Regions from separate parts of the Homo sapiens genome. Here region 1 is linked to region 2. The links are chromatin loops, found by intact Hi-C in ENCODE. Cell type or tissue: HCT116. All regions are shown on one strand. Each heading gives the region's core, and the rest is flanking DNA. Links, peaks and the distances in the headings are about the cores only.

Region 1 (8,451 bases), core at 326-8,325, 850 kb before region 2:
CCCAGGGCCTTTATGCACCTCAGAAGGGAGGAAGTGTGTGCAGATTGATCCATGGGCAGCCATAAGTGGGTCCAGAAGAGGTACCATGAGTTCCCACTCCAGTCCTTGGGACTGGAAGCCCAGCCCCAGTCTTCAGGCCCTCCCTGGCCTAAGGGTGGGGCCGTACTGGGGACTCTGCCCCCTTCTGCCCAGGACTCTGTCTGCCACCTGTTGCCATTCATGGCCCCGGGGCTTAGCCCCAACCCCACTCCGAAATCGGAGAGGATGCTGGGAGTGGAGAGAGGCCAGATAGTAGGATCCGATATGTAAGCCTGCAGGGACAGCAAGGGCCTTACTGGGGTGCCCGAAGGTGCAGGCTGCAGAGATGCCAGGGTCCTGCACCGGGGAGGACAGCCGCAGCTCCACCCAGGAGCTCCTACCCGGCCACCTTGGAAGATGCAGGGCTCCCACTTGTCCCCAGCTCCTGCCTGCTTCCTGGAGCAAGAGGCCCAGGTCTGCAGCTGAGGATGCCATGGCTGCAGCTGCACCCAGGAAGGCAGATCCTGCCTGTTCCCAGCTCCCCCAAGAGCACAGGGAGGCTCAGATCCACAGCTGTAATTTGGGCGGCTGTGGCCCCACCCAGGAAGGCAGGGCTCCTGCTTGCTGCATAGAGAAGGAAGCCTGGGTCTGCAGCTGCAGTTTGGGCAGCTGCATTGGCAGGGGAGCTCCTGTCCCAACTCAGAAGGGGCAGGGCTCCCAATGGCTCCATGGAGTGTGCAGCCCCAGCCGCGCTTTCCTGTTGCAGCTGTCATGATGGCAGCAGCCACTGCCATTGTCATCATCATTCACTCTTTTCTTAAAATACTTGAATTACTTAAATAGCTCCCTTAATAGACACATATGCATATCTTTCATTTCTGGGTCTATTTCTATTGACCTGTTTTTCTTTCAGCTTTGGGTTGTGTGTGTGTGTGTGTATATATATATAGAGAGAGAGAGAATATAATATATACAATATATATTTTAAAAATATTTATTTATATATTTTTTATTTATTTATATTTATTTATTTTATTTATTTATTTTTTTGAGACGGAGTCTTGCTCTTTCACCCTGGCTGGAGTGCAGTGGTGTGATCTCAGCTCACTGCAACCTCCGCCTCCCGGGTTCAAGCGATTCTCCTGCCTCAGCCTCCTGAGTAGCTGGGACTACAGGCGTGCCACCACACCCAGCTAATTTTTGTATTTTTAGTAGAGATGGGGTGTCACCATGTTGGTCAGGCTGGTCTTGAACTCCTGACCTTGTGATCTACCCACCTGGGCCTCCCAAAGTGCTGGTATTACAGGCATGAGCCACCACGCCCGGCCTGAGTTATATTTTTCTGTTTCCTAGGATGTCCAGTAATAATTGGATCCAAGATGTTCTGAATATTACATTTTTGTTTTCTTTACGGAATGTCTGGTTTTGTTTTTTTGGATCATTAATCTACTTGTGTATTAGTTTGATGCCTTTGGGATCTGTTTTTAAAGCTTTGGTAGGGCAGGTTTAGAGTAGCCATCGTTCTAAATATAATCAACACTATAACTAAATACTAAATGATCACTATGTATTCTCCACTTCAGCTGGTGGGACCTCAAATATTTCTCTACCCTGTGTGAGTTCTTTGTCTATCCTGGTGCAGTTTCAAGTTACGTATGTATGGCCTACTACTCCCAGAGAATTTATGCAGATTTCTTTATTTTTTTTTTCTGCTGAGCACCTCACTCTATCGTGAGACTCCTTGTCAAGATTTCTAGCTACCTCAGCTTCCCCAAACACTAATTTCCTTCTCTTTTATTTAGTGAAGTTTCTGAGCAATGTTTAAGTGCTTTCTTCCTATGTCTGCAATTCAGATCACCTCTAAGCAGGAAACCAAGCAAACCATAGGCTCACATTGCTTCCATTTTCTCCACAGTAATAGTCTGCACTTGCTTTTGTTAAATATGTATGTGGTTTCACATATTGTATCTTTACTTTTATTAATTTATATGTACAAGGTAAATAAAATATTTGATAATCTTTCATGGACAAAAGAATAAGTATTCAGGGTTAGATTTATACTTTAAAAAATTTTGAGAGTCATGTTATATTAGATTCCAATGGGAGAAATCTGATACTTTCACTTTCAGAGTATTTAATTAGTTCAACTCTTCAAAAAGCAGTAAATGAGACCGGGTGCCATGGCTCACGCCTGTAATCCCAGCACTTTGGGAGGCCAATGTGGGCACATCACAAGGTCAGGAGTTCAAGACCAGCTTGACCCATATGGTGAAACCCTGTGTCTACTAAAAATACAAAAATTAGCTGGGCATAGTGGCATGCACCTGTAGTCCCAGCTACTCTGGAGGTTGACACAGGAGAATCACTTGAACCTGGGAGTCGGAGGTTACAGTGAGCCGAGATCACACCACTGCACTCCAGCCTTGGAGACAGAGTGAGAGACTCCATGTCAAAAAAAAAAAAAAAAAAAAAAGGCAGTAAATGTTGGCATTTGTTTTTTTCTTTCCTTTTTAAAATCTATATGTCTCCAAAGAATTATTAAATGTTAAATCCAATGGTAAAATATTAAAAATAACAACCATTTATAATCTTAAGTTTTCCTCATATCGGTGTCCACTGCTTCCTGGCTTTTATCCTGTGGAGCAGAGAATAACAAAAATTATACTGAAATAATTCCACACTAATAGTCCTGATGTAACACTGAGTATTTCTATCTCCTCATCTCAGAATTGTCTTCTAACAGCATCCAATCTAAAGTGCCTACTCCCAACTATCCTAACCCCATCATTCTCTGTCATGCCACTATGTTTGAACTCCTCAGGACACTCAAAAGTATTGGAAAGTACAAAATCAATTTCATTCTTGATCTGTTGATTGTCTGGACACCCCCCTCTCACCTCCCCATGAGAGCTATGATGTTCTAAGCTTATTCACTTCTGTGGCTCCAGTTCCCAGAGAAGCAGTGATATATATTAAGCACTTAATAATAATAATCTGGAGTGAATCCATTATCTCTTTTTGTTTTCCTAAATTCATTTACGCCTCTGAACTGCTTCTGTAAGAATTGAAGGTTTTGCTATGAAAACAATGTCTCTAAAGCTGAGAAAAAAGTCTCACATCTAATGGAAACTGTTGATACATATAGATTCGGCCACAATGAAAATTCACCAAGTTCGGAACTAACTGAATTGGTTTTGCTTAACATGTCTCTTAATCACACATCAAAATCCTTTAAAATCAAAATATTTGAAGTACATTTGTTGTTAAAAAAATGGAGTCTGTCAAATGAAACAGCTATGTCACTTTTACTAGGAGAAATCATCCAGAAAAGAATGGTATTTCTAAATAGATTAAGATATTAAGTAATGAGTACTAATAGCAGCTGGCAACTGGAGAGTGACTTGGTTTCAGAGAGAAAGATTTTAATATCAGAGGAACCTTTCTGAAAATCTAGTTCCATTAGTTCTAAGCACATGACAAACTTTAGAGATTACATTTTTAAAGAAGAGAACTCCAATTGTTTTTGTAATTCAAATGCAGTTTTGGAAATATCTAAATAATATTTAAATGTAATGTATACACCTTAAAATTTTTCCAGGACCCTATTTATGACATTCATTTTCTTAGGAGACCAGAAAATATATTTATTTTAAAAGTATTACATATTCAGATTTACATAATTTAGATTAAAAGATTATATAACTACTTTTTTATTTTGAGAACAGTCATAAATCTAAGAACAATTTTGCCTTCTTCGTTTCAAATGCTGGAATTCTGCACAGAGAATGAGCCATAGAGGGCGCTATTGTATTTACAATCCTGTGTAAGAAGCTTACAGATGATGAAATTCAAGAAATTAACTCAGTAGAATCAGTTGCTTTCACTTTGTTTACTAGACTAGAAAAATCAAGTGTTTTTTGACAATTTGATATTCAAAACACTGTTTTTTCCTCTTACAGTGTATTTTAGGAAAATCAGATTATCACTTTTAAAGGGATTTTTTTTAACAGGATAGTGAAATAATAAAATTATTTTGTCATGAGAAAACCTGAAATCCACTTCCTTAGAAATTTTTAAGAATGAAATATGTTATTATTGCTACAGTCACCATGTTGTACAACAGGACTTTTGAATTTATTCCTCCCGTCTGAAATTTTGTACCCTTTGATCAACACATTCAAATCTCCCCTCTTTTTTTTTTTTTTTTTTTTTTTGAGACAGTCTCACTCTGTCTCCCAGGCTGAAGTGCAGTGGCGCGATCTCGGCTCACTGCAACCTCCGCCTCCCAGGTTCAAGCGATTCTCCTGCCTCAGCCTCCCGAGTAGCTGGGATTACAGGAGCATGTCACCACGCCCAGCTAATGTTTGTATTTTTAGTAGAGATGGGTTTCACCATGTTGGCCAGGATAGTCTTGATCTCTTGACCTCTTGATCTGCCTGCCTCGGCCTCCCGAAGTGCTCAGATTACAGGCGTGAGGCCTGCGCCCGGCACTCCCCTCTCTTTTTGAAGCCACTGATAACCACCATTCCATTATCTGCTTCTATGCCTTTTTAAGGTGAAAAATGATAGGCATGTGCAGTAACGCATATGTTAATTAGCTTGATTTAGCCATTTCACAATGTATTTATATTTTTAAACATGTTGTAAATAATATATATAATTTTTATTTGTCAACTAGAAAATAATAAAAACTGTATAAAAAACAAATTATTAACACAATCAGTAGGCGAGATTTATAAAGAGTTTGGTGATATACATTTTTCCATTCTGGGGATGGCATGTATTGGCCTCAATTTGTTCATAATACTCATTTTTTGATGCAGATATTTGAAATCTAGTGTCCTCCTTTGAATGAGATGAGTGTTCTTAACTCTGTTCCTTCTCAAGTCAAAATTCTACCAAACTATTAATATTCAGCACAAATTCCCAATCGCTCCCAGTCATCTGGTACCTATAAACTACAGCTTCTCTCTTGCTCCACTGAAATCAATCATTTCTCTTTTATTTCTCCCACAGAGCATGTTCTATCATCCTCTACAGTTATTTGTGAGGATGTGTCAACCTCTTGCCAGACACCTGAGAGCTACACTCATGTAGGCTAAGTCCAAAAGCCCCAGAACCCAGACCAGTTTTTCTTTATCTCAGGCTTAGGTAAAATCCCTTCCCTTGGGAGACCGAGGCCGGCGGATCACGAGGTCAGGAGATCAAGACTATCCTGGCCAACATGGTGAAACCCCGTCTCTACTGAAAATACAAAAATTAGCTGGGCGTGGTGGCACTTGCCTGTAGTCCCAGCTACTCGGGAGGCTGAGGCAGGAGAATCGCTTGAACCAGGGAGTCAGAGGGTGCAGTGAGCCGAGATCACGCCATTGAGCCACTGCACTCCAGCCTGGCGACAGAGTGAGACTCCGTCTAAAAAATGGAAAAAAAAAAAAAATCCCTTCCCAATCAAAGGCACAAGCCCAGGAGGAAATAGACACACTTAGTAAAGTGGAACAGGAACAGAATTCGTACATTTCTGTTTTTGGCACCCCTTACTCTTCCTCTGTGATCACACCTGGTGACAGTCTCTTCTCTCATCAGGTAAGTGGCCTCGTACCCTGGAAATTTACCTGGGAAGGTCCTCTTTAAGTAAGACAAATATTTCACCTTTTATTTAAACACTTTGAGAATGAAAGGGACACTATTAAAAACTATGACAGGCATAAACCAGAACTGTCCTGGACATGCAAGATGTATGGTCATCCCATTTAATGTAAAACTATAAATCTTAAATATAGCCTTATTAGCCTTTACAAATAGTAACTCAGAATCAATCCTTGGAAGAGGAAGCCTTAAGAGTCAGACAGAAATGAGTTAGAACTCATTTCTACTACTCATGGCCTGTGAAATAATTTAAAACTTTCCTAGAGCAGTTATCTCATCTCCAAAATGTGGACTGTATCATCCTCCTGAGAATAAACTCCAAGGTCATTGTGAACACTAAACTTGTTCATTTAAGTGAAAGTAACTGGTACATAGTATACGTGTGATAAAACTTAGTGCCATTTCCTGTTACTCTTTTTCATGCCACATTTTCTGTTCCCAAGTAACTAGATTTTTCTTACGCATTGTTGTTCATTTTTACAGTTTTTGGGAAATAGCATAGTATCTATCAGCACTCAAAATGTATACAATTACTATAGTTATTTCTATTCTACAGATTTTTTATTCTTGGATTCCATGAGAGATTGTTGTTGCTCCTGCCTGGTTTTTATAGTTCAAACTGGGCTTACGCATTCTTTCTGTTTCTTTGTACTCTAAAGAATATTTGCAGTTAAAAATATCTAGGGACATAATGCCTTTCCACTGTGCAAAATCTATAGGGCATCTGTTACAAATGTTTCTAGTGGCAAGAAATGAGAAACACCTCCTCATCCAGCAAGTGAAATTGGTTACATAATTAGTGGTAGCTCAATTATCATTTAATATTACATAATTTTTAAAAAGGAATCATTTAAAAATACACCATGTACATCACTCTCGTTAATATTAGCGATATGAAAGACAAAAAAAAAGTTGTACTCTAAGCATTTCGAGTAAGAGATATCTTTGAAAACAGAAAGGAAATACAAAAGAAAATAAGTGCTTTTTTTTTTTCCTTTCTGAGACAAAGTCTCGCTCTGTGGTACAGGCTGGAGTGCAGTGGCATGATCTCGCCTCACTGCAACCTCTGCTTCCTGGGTTCAAGTGATTCTTGTGCCTCAGCCTCCCGAGTAGCTAGGATTACAGGCGCCCACTACTACACCCAGGCAATTTTTGTATTTTAGTAAAGACGGGGTTTCACCATGTTGGCCAGACTGGTCTCTAACTCCTGACCTCAGGTGATCCGCCCTCCTTGGCCTCCCAAAGTGCTGGGATTACAGGTGTGAGCCCACACGCCAGACTGAAAATGAGTGCATTTTAATGAAAATAGAAGAAATTGTTTATTTAGAAATCAAACAGCAAATTCCAAGGAGGTGAAATTATAGAGAGAATACTCTTTTTATAGATTTCAATATTGGTTAAACTACAAAAACAACATAACCTACATGTATAATTTTAGAAATTAAGGAAAAGTCCACATGTGAAAATTATAACATTTTATTTATAAAATTTAATTTTGATAACAAAATGTTATAAACCAAGCATTATCTGATTTTTATATTTTTAAATATTTTTACTTAAGTGCATGTACGTTGAATTGTAAAATAAATGAAAAAAAATGGCTACTTACCTTCTCTTTGTTTATTGAAATGTTGCCATTTAAAGTTAAATTTATGTATTCTAAAGATTATTGTATATTTAATCTTAAACAATGTATTTGTATTATTTGAAATTCCGCAGTTTTTTTCTGGATATTTTCTATCACATATTTCCATTAATTAAATATACTTAACACTTTATGATTCTAATGAAAATTATAAATCCATTTTTTGGCATAAGACAAAAAAACTGCTTGTCTCATTCAAACTAAGAAACTGCACAAAAGAGGTGATTTCTATTCTTTGCCCTTCTTTTTCTTTTTTGTTAAATCTATTTTACATACTAATTAGAGTTTCCAGAGACATAATTATATTTTCCTGAGGTGGATAATCATGATAAAATATTGCATTCAGCATTTACAATCATTATGGAATCTTCAAAATCCAAGTTCTACAAAATATTAGAAAACAAAACTTAGGCTCAAAACTAAATTTAGCATGAAATGATTTCGTAATCATAGAATATAAACCTGCATGAATCAAATAAGAAAATTATATTTCAGTGAGCTTCACTTTTCTGGCAACCTCTTATTACCAAAATTCCCACAAACCATATTTTCCATCTTAAGAATGCAATATTTTCAACTGGGGGAACAATAATTAGACATCACTTTTCTTAATGACCTACTCAGTTCTAAGCAGTACTAGGGATTTTTTAACCAGAATGTTTCAGAGTGAAAATGAGATTGGAGACTATTGGGGACTAACTTGGATTGGGCATACACACACACACACACACACACACACACACACACACACACACACACATCAATTCAGTGAATTCATGCACTGCATTCAGCATGTTTACATTTCAGGACCTTCAGTAATGACACTTCATTTTCCTAACATCAATGTTCACTTCATCAGGAACATACTGACCAATTAAAATGTCCATCTCATGTAACTCCACTTTTCTAAATCCTCAAACACAAGAGATCAATTCTTTCTTAAGCGAACTTAGTTTATCAATCCCAATGTCTTGTAATTTTTAATTTTAATGACTATTTCCCTTATTAGATTGCTAGAATTATAAGAGATATATTTTTAAAAATATCTTAGTGTCAAATAGATTAGTTTGGGTGACTACAACCCTCAAAGGAGCAGGGAGAGACATATACGCCAGGAGAGAGAGATATGCCAGGTATGGCTT
Region 2 (8,451 bases), core at 57-8,056:
GCCCAAAAACCAGGGCTTTAACATCCATTTACTGTTTTAAAAACTTTTTTTTTTATTCTTCTTGCCTCAAACAGTCCCCCACAATGGTTTGGAGACTGGCACACTTTCACACCTTCCAAGATGTAACCCTAATTCTCTAAGCAGACCTGCCTATATACGTCAATCAAAACTGAAACTGAAGGAAAGGTATCAGGGCAATTCTTTGTTTTAGGGATATCTTATCGTATGCCTATCACTCACAGTACAATATGAACTTTACCCACACTTGTTGAGCTTTGTTTCACCTTACCTTACAGTTAGGTGACTGTTGCTATATTTCAGGGAGACCGGGGGAACAAACTGTCATTTTTTCCAAGCAATTTATAGGCTTTTCTTTTATGGTTACCTTGAATCTCATGACTGATCATGTAATTATCCTGAGTTGACTTCTGAGAATTTGAGAACCGACTTGTGATCTGCTTGAAACGTGGCCCAGGACTTTCTGCTTATACAGCCCTGCCAATTAACATAACATCAGCTTTATTTTACTGTTTGATCCTGATTTTTCCTTTGCCTTAATTTCTTTGTCTAATTTTGCCCTATACTACATACACTTTGTGTACATATGTACACACACACACACACACACACACAATAGTTTATTTTTTGTCAGCCACCACAAATCCTTTTTATAGGAAAATCTTTAAATGGTGAAATGAATTGTCCCAGTTGGTGGTGGTCTGTTCTTTATATTCTGATTTTCTTCAAATAAGATGTTGGAGTCCCTTAAAACTGAGAAGAGACAACTGATTTTATTTAGAAGCATATTCTCTGCCCTGTGTCCTGGTGTTTACTTTTCTTTTTTCCTTTCACTTTACTTTTGTACGCAGCCGTCTCTCTATTCTCCAGCCAGTCACCCCACCCCCAGGCAACATGCAGCAGTACTACTTAACAATACCTGGTCTACCAGGGATTCTAACCTATAACATAGTATGCACTAGAAAGCCCCAGACACAGCCCCACATCCCCAGGACACAGTAAATTGTATAACTATCTGCTCTCTGGTTTGTTTCAGGGAAACTGACAGATCTTTATGAAAAACTTTGCAGAGAGTGGTATGCTGAAAAGAAATAATCACATAATCACACACGGCCTCCCCCAAGGAGCATTTAGGGCCCTATCATTAATCTTTGTAACACTCCTATGAAAGAGGTGGATGGCATGTTCTCTCAGGCCAGTGTTTCATAGGTGAGGGGACAGGGCAGGCCTGGGCTTGCACATGGTCTAGAAGGGAGGAAAGAAAACTCAGCACCCTTGAGGCTCCCACCAGTCAGCCCCAGCACTGACATCTCCCATGCAGCCCGCAGCCTGGGCAATGCAGATTTTGTCTTTTACAGGAGTATTTAGCTTTTTGGGGGCAGGTATCCATATATGGCCATCCATAGCTCTTTCCGGCTTGGCAGTGCTCCCCGGACAAGCAACTCCTCACTGCACCCCATGCTGTCAGTAGCTGGCAGTAGGTTGAAATTACAGGCCTCTAGGCAAAGGTTTTTCAGAAGGTTTCGGCTCCAGATCACCTCTTACAGAAATGTATGAAATGCTCTGACCACCCACCGTTGGGATTTCCTCCCTGTGCAAACCTGAGCTGTTTGCTGGGCCCCAGCAACTTCTCTAACCCCTTATTCTCATAGGCACTCAGCACCAGGAGCTGAAAATAAAAAGGTGGCAAAGTCAGCTCTGATGCCAATCTTCTGCCACACAGCTGTGTATAATGGTTTTGCTGTTATCATTTTGCAGCCTGAATCACTTTCCCTGAAATGCTGCAGGTCTGCACTTGTGGCCTAGTAACTATTTAATGAAACTGATAATTAATCTCCTATACCACGCTCTGTTACTTGTAGAACTAACGTCCACAATGCAACAGTAGAAGAATAAAATGCGTAAAGATGAGAAAAAAGACAGCAAGTTGTCAAGATACAGTAATTGGTAAGGAATTAAAAATAGAACCTCCTACCAGATTACAAGATGGCCTCTCCCTTCCAAGATGGATATCAAACACTTTTTTGTCACAATCTGAAGAGATACAATTATCATAAGCCCCAGAAGGGGTTTCTTCCTCATGTGCTTAGTGAGGTCTGTCTTTAGGAACCCAAACAACTGTTATAAAGTGGATTCCTATATATCTAGGAAGTGAAAAGCTAGAAGGCTAGAAGGCAAAAACTTAAAGTTCTGTGCAATACAATAATTACGTTACAAGTAATAATGTTTACAGGGCACTCAACATATGCCAGGCATGATAAACAAAATGCTATAGAAGCATTGCTTCATTTAATACTCATAAAAATTGATGAGAGATATTTCCCCATTTTACAGATGAGAAAACAGAGTGTCAGAAGTAAATTGCTTCAGATCACTCCTCCAGGAAACCAAACAGCCTGAGTTTGAATCCAGTTTTTTCTGACCTCATGGTTTTTTTTTTCTGACCTCATGATGATCACTCTCCAGTTTTGCAACATCCTGAAATGTCTTCTGAATTATCAAATAAAAATTAACTCATTTGTGTTAAGTAGCAGTGTCATATTTTAATATCAAGTGGGTGGTCTTCCGAATATGTAAGTTTTGTAAAATAAGCCAACAAAAAACACACCTCACAGAACTAAGAAATCAGATGCTCAGATTGAAGGGATATTGTGGGAACCAAATAAAATCTTGAATATGAAAAATCTTAGGAAAAGACATAGCATTCTACGGAAGAATGACAATGTCATTGCTATCAAAAATATCAGTGTGGGCTGGCTGCTATGGCTCACGCCTGTAATCCCAGCACTTTGGGAGGCCGAGTTGGGCAGATCACTTGAGGCCAGGAGTTTAAGAGCAGCCTGGCCAACATGGTGAAACTCTGTCTCTACTAAAAATACAAAAATTAGCCGGGTGTGGAAGCATGCATCTGTAATCCCTGCTACTTGGGGTGCTGAGGCAGAAGAATCTCTTGAACCCGGCAGGCGGAGGTTGCAGTGAGCCAAGATCGAGACACTGCACTCCAGCCTGGGCGACAGAGTGAGACTCCGTCTCAAAAAAAAAAAAAAGTCAATGTGTATGTGATATGTGTGGTAATTCTCAGTTGACCAGCATATTCTGTATATCAAAATATGTGCTTACCTAACCAATTTACACACCGGTCACTTGTGAACAAGCCACCTTTTTACCTCGTTGTCCTGTGAGATGCAGAACCACGCATATTTTAGAGCTTAGGCATTAGAACTTTTCCTTTTTCAACTTATTTCTGGGCCACATCCACGTCCCCAGTTTCTCTGGAAAAGGCTGAGAAAACTCCTAAAGCGCAACAAAGTGTTAAGTTGCTGACACACGAATTACAATTAGGGTCACCGTCAAGGGAGCCGATTTACGGCCCCCCTCCTCCGTTTTCTTGTTACCTATCAACGCGGCTGCATACACTAGCAGGTAGCAGCACCTGTAATTAATTTGCCCCCACGTGTCTCATTTGATGGGGGGGGGCGTTTCCAGCTCTGATGTGCGCGGCGTGGAAACAGTATTAAAGCCGCTCAGGACAAGGAGATGTAAGGCTCCCAGAAAGACCTCCTTACTTGTTCCGAACTCGAGTTATGAAGAAGACAGCGCATGGTTTATTGACCAATGAAACAACCAGAGAACTTTCTTCTAAAGGTTTTAAGGAAGAGTGATTACACTATATAAATAGCGCTATTTCAGGTTTGAACAATTTGAGAGGCCCGTTGTAGCCTTTCAACTCCTCCTTCCTCACATAATCTAAGAGAAAAGAAGACTAAGATAGTTGCAAATCTCAGGGTAGGTCCTCACGGAGGAAAGACGAACACTGGCCTGACCCTGGGCTTTAGAAACCCATGGACAACAGGAAGGAAGCTTATTAACCCCTCTCTTCCCCCTCCCTCTTCTCCCCGGTGGAGAATCAGCTCCTCCTCCTCCCGGTCGTGAGACCCTGGTGCAAAATGCAAACAACCGCCCGCTTTCCCCACCCTGCGCGCTTCTCCCAGAGGAGGGAGAGGGAAGAGGCGAGGGCGCAGCCCCAAGCCGAGTCCAGCAAGTCTGTCAATCGGACGTGAACGTCCCGACGAGACAACTTGAACCTCAGGGCCCTCGCGCCAGCCGGACACCGCAGGTACCCCCTTTACCTGCTTCTCTGCTGGGTTTGCATCCGATACCCCAACTCCTAGCCTCATTTTCCCCCCAGCCCCATAATATTCCGGACCCCTGCTCCCCGTGCAGGTGGTGCAAACGCCCCTGCTCTCCGGCGCCCCCTGCCGGGAAGAGGGAAGGCGGCGGCGGCCGCGGAGGAGCAGGACGCTTGGTCCGGACGGAGCTCGGCGCTGGGAAGAAGCCGGGAGCTTCCCTGATGGTGCCGCCGCCTCCGAGCCGGGGAGGAGCTGCCAGGGGCCAGCTGGGCAGGAGCCTGGGTCCGCTGCTGCTGCTCCTGGCGTTGGGACACACGTGGACCTACAGAGAGGAGCCGGAGGACGGCGACAGGTAAGCGCTGCAAGCCCCAGCGGAGGGCGAGCTCCTGCTTGATGCGCGCCCGGCTCGCGGGGTGCGGGCGGTCCTCCCCGGCGCCCACTCCCACAGCGATCCGCACGCCCTCACTTCTCCGGGGATAAGGAGAGTGCTCAGCTGTCCTGGGCGACACTTCCCTCCGCTCCCGGGTATCAGCCTTTGCGCCCTGCCATCCGTGGGTCGCGTCAGGGATACCCTTCGCCCCGCGTTCCTGCCTCCCCCCGGGTGCCACACTGGCTGGCACAGCTCGTGAACCCCGCTTCCTTTCTCCTGGAGCTGGTTCGCTTCGTCGTGACCCTCGCGTGGCTCGTCCCTGTGGCCGGAGTCTGCCCCGCGTACGCGTTTGGGGACCAGCCCCTGCCCAGAGCGCCGGGACGGGGAGCCTGGCGATCCCCACGCGCCAGGGATTCCCCAGCGCGCGCTGCCCGCCTCCGCTCTCCCGCTGAGAATCGAACATTTCCTCTGCACTTTTTCATAGAGAAATCTGCTCAGAGAGCAAAATCGCGACGACTAAATACCCGTGTCTGAAGTCTTCAGGCGAGCTCACCACATGCTACAGGTAAGCCTGGGGGCTCTGCGGGCTGTTCGCCACTGCGCACCGGGGCTGGCTGGGGAGGCGGCGCTGTAAAGGAGGGGTTTGGAGACGCGCTTGGGACCGGAGCAGCTTTTACGCTGGAACCTGCTGGGTGCGTGCCGCGCGGTGCGAATCTTTGAGGGTTGGTTGGATCGGAGTCAGAGCAACACTGAGCAACTGACTTTGCGTCTAGGGTGTGTGCCCTGAGATCCTGAGGATGGTTGCCGCTCCCTGAAATACTTGTGTGGAAGTCTGTGAAGGAGATTGGATTGGATTTTGGGTGTAAACAGTGGGGCATAGCAAACACGGGTGGCTGCTTTCGTATTTGTGTTTTGTTTTGAAAGTACAGCGTCAACAAGGCAATTCTTGGCACTTGTCTGTCTTCTGACCTTCTGTTGGGGCAGAGTGTGGCTGTCACGGCCTCTGGACAAAAAAGTAGGGGGAGGATTGTGAGTGGTTGTGTTGAGTGAAAACAAAAAGATTGTTGGGGCAGAGGAAAAAAGTCTTTCTAAAAATGTGGGCCACAGATTCACCTGGGTATTTGTTAAATGAGTGACCCGGGTGCTTGTTAAAACTAAGCGTGGATGGGGCTAGGGAATCGGTAGTTATAAAATGTTCCCCAGGTGGTTCTTGTCTCTGAAAGGAGAGAACCACTGTTCTGCTTGCAGCCTTTTGGAGATGAGGGTTGATTTAGGTTTTTCACCATTGAATTCTTGGTTCTGTTCCAGTGCTCTCACTGGATAGGGGAACATGCACCCATAAACGTTTATTGGATATCTGCGTTTTAGAGGCGCTGTACAAGGTAATGTGATCATATGCCCACACCTGACTGTCTCTGGAGACTCACATGCTCTGTTCGGGTTGCCAGGATAAATACTGAGTAGTACAAGGTAACGCAGCAGTCCCTAGAAACGAACTTGAAAGAAAACAATGTTTTATTCCTTATAAGGTTGTAGCCTGTGAATCAATCATAGCGTTTCTTGCAGGTGAGAGCATTTCATATACCCAAAGGTTCAGACCAAGTGGTTCCACGGCTGTCAGTTTATGGGTGCAAAAGCACCATCAGTTACATCGCGTACTTCTGCTCTTAAATCTGTTGTTGGCAGTGAAGGGACAATAATCAGGCAAATCAAGTCACTCCTTGGGCTTAGGAAAGGCTCCTTTCTCTTGGCGTGTGCGGGGGGTGAATGCTGAACAAAATGAGAGAGGTAGTAGAGGAGAAAGGAGTATGTTCAATTGGCAGGTTAAGACTTAAAGAGGCTAACTGGGTGAGCAAGGTCACCGAGCTGGTGAAGTGACCTGGTGGTGCTGGCAGCAGGATTGCTTGCCTGGTTCCAGCCGTGTCTTTCATCCACACGACCACAGTGTTTCTTAGGACACATTGTTTTCCTATCAGCACAGTATAAAGCCTCGAATTTAACATGGGAAATGTCTCTGAGATGGTTTGCTCATTTTTTCAGTCCCTGAAGGTCGGACTTCACATAAATCAGTGACAGTTACAGAATGCATGTTAGATTTTCAGAAACCATTTGGTGCCTGATTGTTTGTTAATGCCATTACTGTCATCTTTTCCAGACTTCTTAAAGCAGTGTGGTGTTTCTTTTATACTCTTTGAACAGGAGACACTAGCAGCACCTTGGCATGTGTTTTCACTAATAGCTACTCAAATTGCTATGAGATCTCGCAAAAATGACATTTTATATCAAGGAGAATAAAGAACTTTGTTTAAAGGAATGGGAAACGATGCTTTCAGCTTGAAAGTGGTGTTGATCCTTGTGTATATGAAAAGATCTTAGATTTTGTTTTTAGATCTATTTTCTCTATGGAAGTCGAGAGTTCTCTGTATTCCGTTGGTCTTATCCTGTTTCTATAATCTACTCTTCTTGAATCCCAAGAATAGAGGATATTATTTTCCTTAGTTTGTGACTTGATTGTCCTAGCCCTTTATACCCTCACTACCTCAAGTATCATCTGGAAACCAGCCGCACAGCATGATTTTGGGAGCTTGTTGGAATCCTGGGCCTCTGCCCCCAGATCTCTTAAATCAGAATCTGTCTTAATGAGAGATGCATAAAATCTTGAAGCACTGCTGTAAGAAACCAGTGTCCTCATCCCCAGGACGCATGCAGACCTATTTAGACAGATCCTTAAAGGAGCATGGAGGCCTTTCAGTTGACCAAACAGTTAGCTCTCCTACCTCACTAAACTAAAGGTTAAACTAAAGTGAGATAAAGAACCAGCATTCCAGGAAGCCAGTCTTTAAAGGTTACTTTGAATTGAGCTGTAAGTAATACAGCATTACTGATGATGGAATGTTCTTTGACTGTATAGAATTCTCTTTACCAGGTGGCTGTTGGTGAATGGTTTTCAGCACAAGTGAAGGAACTCTGGAAGCCACTTCTGAACTTGAAGTGTGTTTAAAAATGACTTTAAAAAAGTTACTAGGCCGGGTGCGGTGGCTCATGCCTGTAATCCCAGCACTTTGGGAGGCGGAGGTGGGTGGGTCATGAGGTCAAGAGATCGAGACCATTCTGGCCAACATGATAAAACCCCGTCTCTACTAAAAATACAAAAATTAGCATGGTGTGGTGGCACACACCTGTAGTACCATCTACTTGGGAGGCTGAGGCAGGAGAATAGTTTGAAACCAGGAGGCGGAGGTTGCAGTGAGCTGAGATCTCGCCACTGCATTCCAGTCTGGTGACAGAGCAAGACTCTGTCTCAAAAAAAAAAAAAAAAAAAAAAAAAAGGCTTTCCTTTAACAAGAAATATTCTCGTGTGTAGGAAACACTAATAAAACAATTTTCACTGAGGCTGTGGAATAAACATCCTAATCAACCCTTGACTTCTTAATTAAGAATCTATTGTGCATCTATTACGAGCTCAGAAAAGTCCTAGAAAATGTTTGAGTATAAAACGATAAAATACAATCTCTGGTCTCAGTTTGCAGACTTGATTTTATATCCAGGACTTTGAAACTGTGAGCAATAAGCAATGGTGTATGATTGAGTTCAAAGTCATGTAGTTCATATGCTGTATTAGTGATGGGGAAGAGAGACAAGCAGCTAGAAATGGCTTTTGGGCAAAAGAAGATTTAACCATGTTCTTCAAAGTGGTTCTTTTTTTCCCCCTTTTTTAAAGTGTTCACTTTTTGTCAACTGGTCTCAAGTTGGTGTACAGTTAAGCCCTGGCTGCCTCCACCCACTCTCAGGGAGACCAAAAGCCTTCACACATCTCAAGTTGGGGGACAAAAAAGGGGGACCATGAAAGCTGGTCACAAATGAAACAAAGTTTTAAGGAGAAGATTTAAAAAATTTTGCATTACATAATTTACATGAAAGCAATGCTAATGC

Evidence for each region. Peaks named below come from ENCODE experiments on the same cell type or tissue, not always from the same donor. Only the 100,000 strongest peaks of a DNase experiment are listed, where the experiment ranks them.
Region 1: it touches region 2 in a loop (3-fold over the local background); 3 of 110 quality-filtered maps call a loop at or near these places.

What each region holds. Positions count from the first base shown.
Region 1 is chr18:60,544,911-60,553,361 of GRCh38, reverse strand. No RefSeq gene overlaps it. Among named protein-coding and RNA genes, the nearest start is that of MC4R, 180 kb to the right of the region's middle. RefSeq lists an enhancer at 1-366. In HCT116, for the core only: a CTCF peak has its summit at 3,817; a DNase peak (open chromatin) is centred at 3,841; H3K4me3 peaks cover 274 bases.
Region 2 is chr18:59,693,261-59,701,711 of GRCh38, reverse strand. It overlaps CCBE1 (collagen and calcium binding EGF domains 1), which reads left to right and starts at 4,289. Exons shown (of 11, transcript NM_133459.4): 1 at 4,289-4,500; 2 at 5,003-5,083. The coding sequence starts at 4,370. It also overlaps the pseudogene ACTBP3. In HCT116, for the core only: CTCF peaks have their summits at 4,055 and 4,266 (motif pointing left); DNase peaks (open chromatin) are centred at 4,031 and 4,301; H3K4me3 peaks cover 1,413 bases.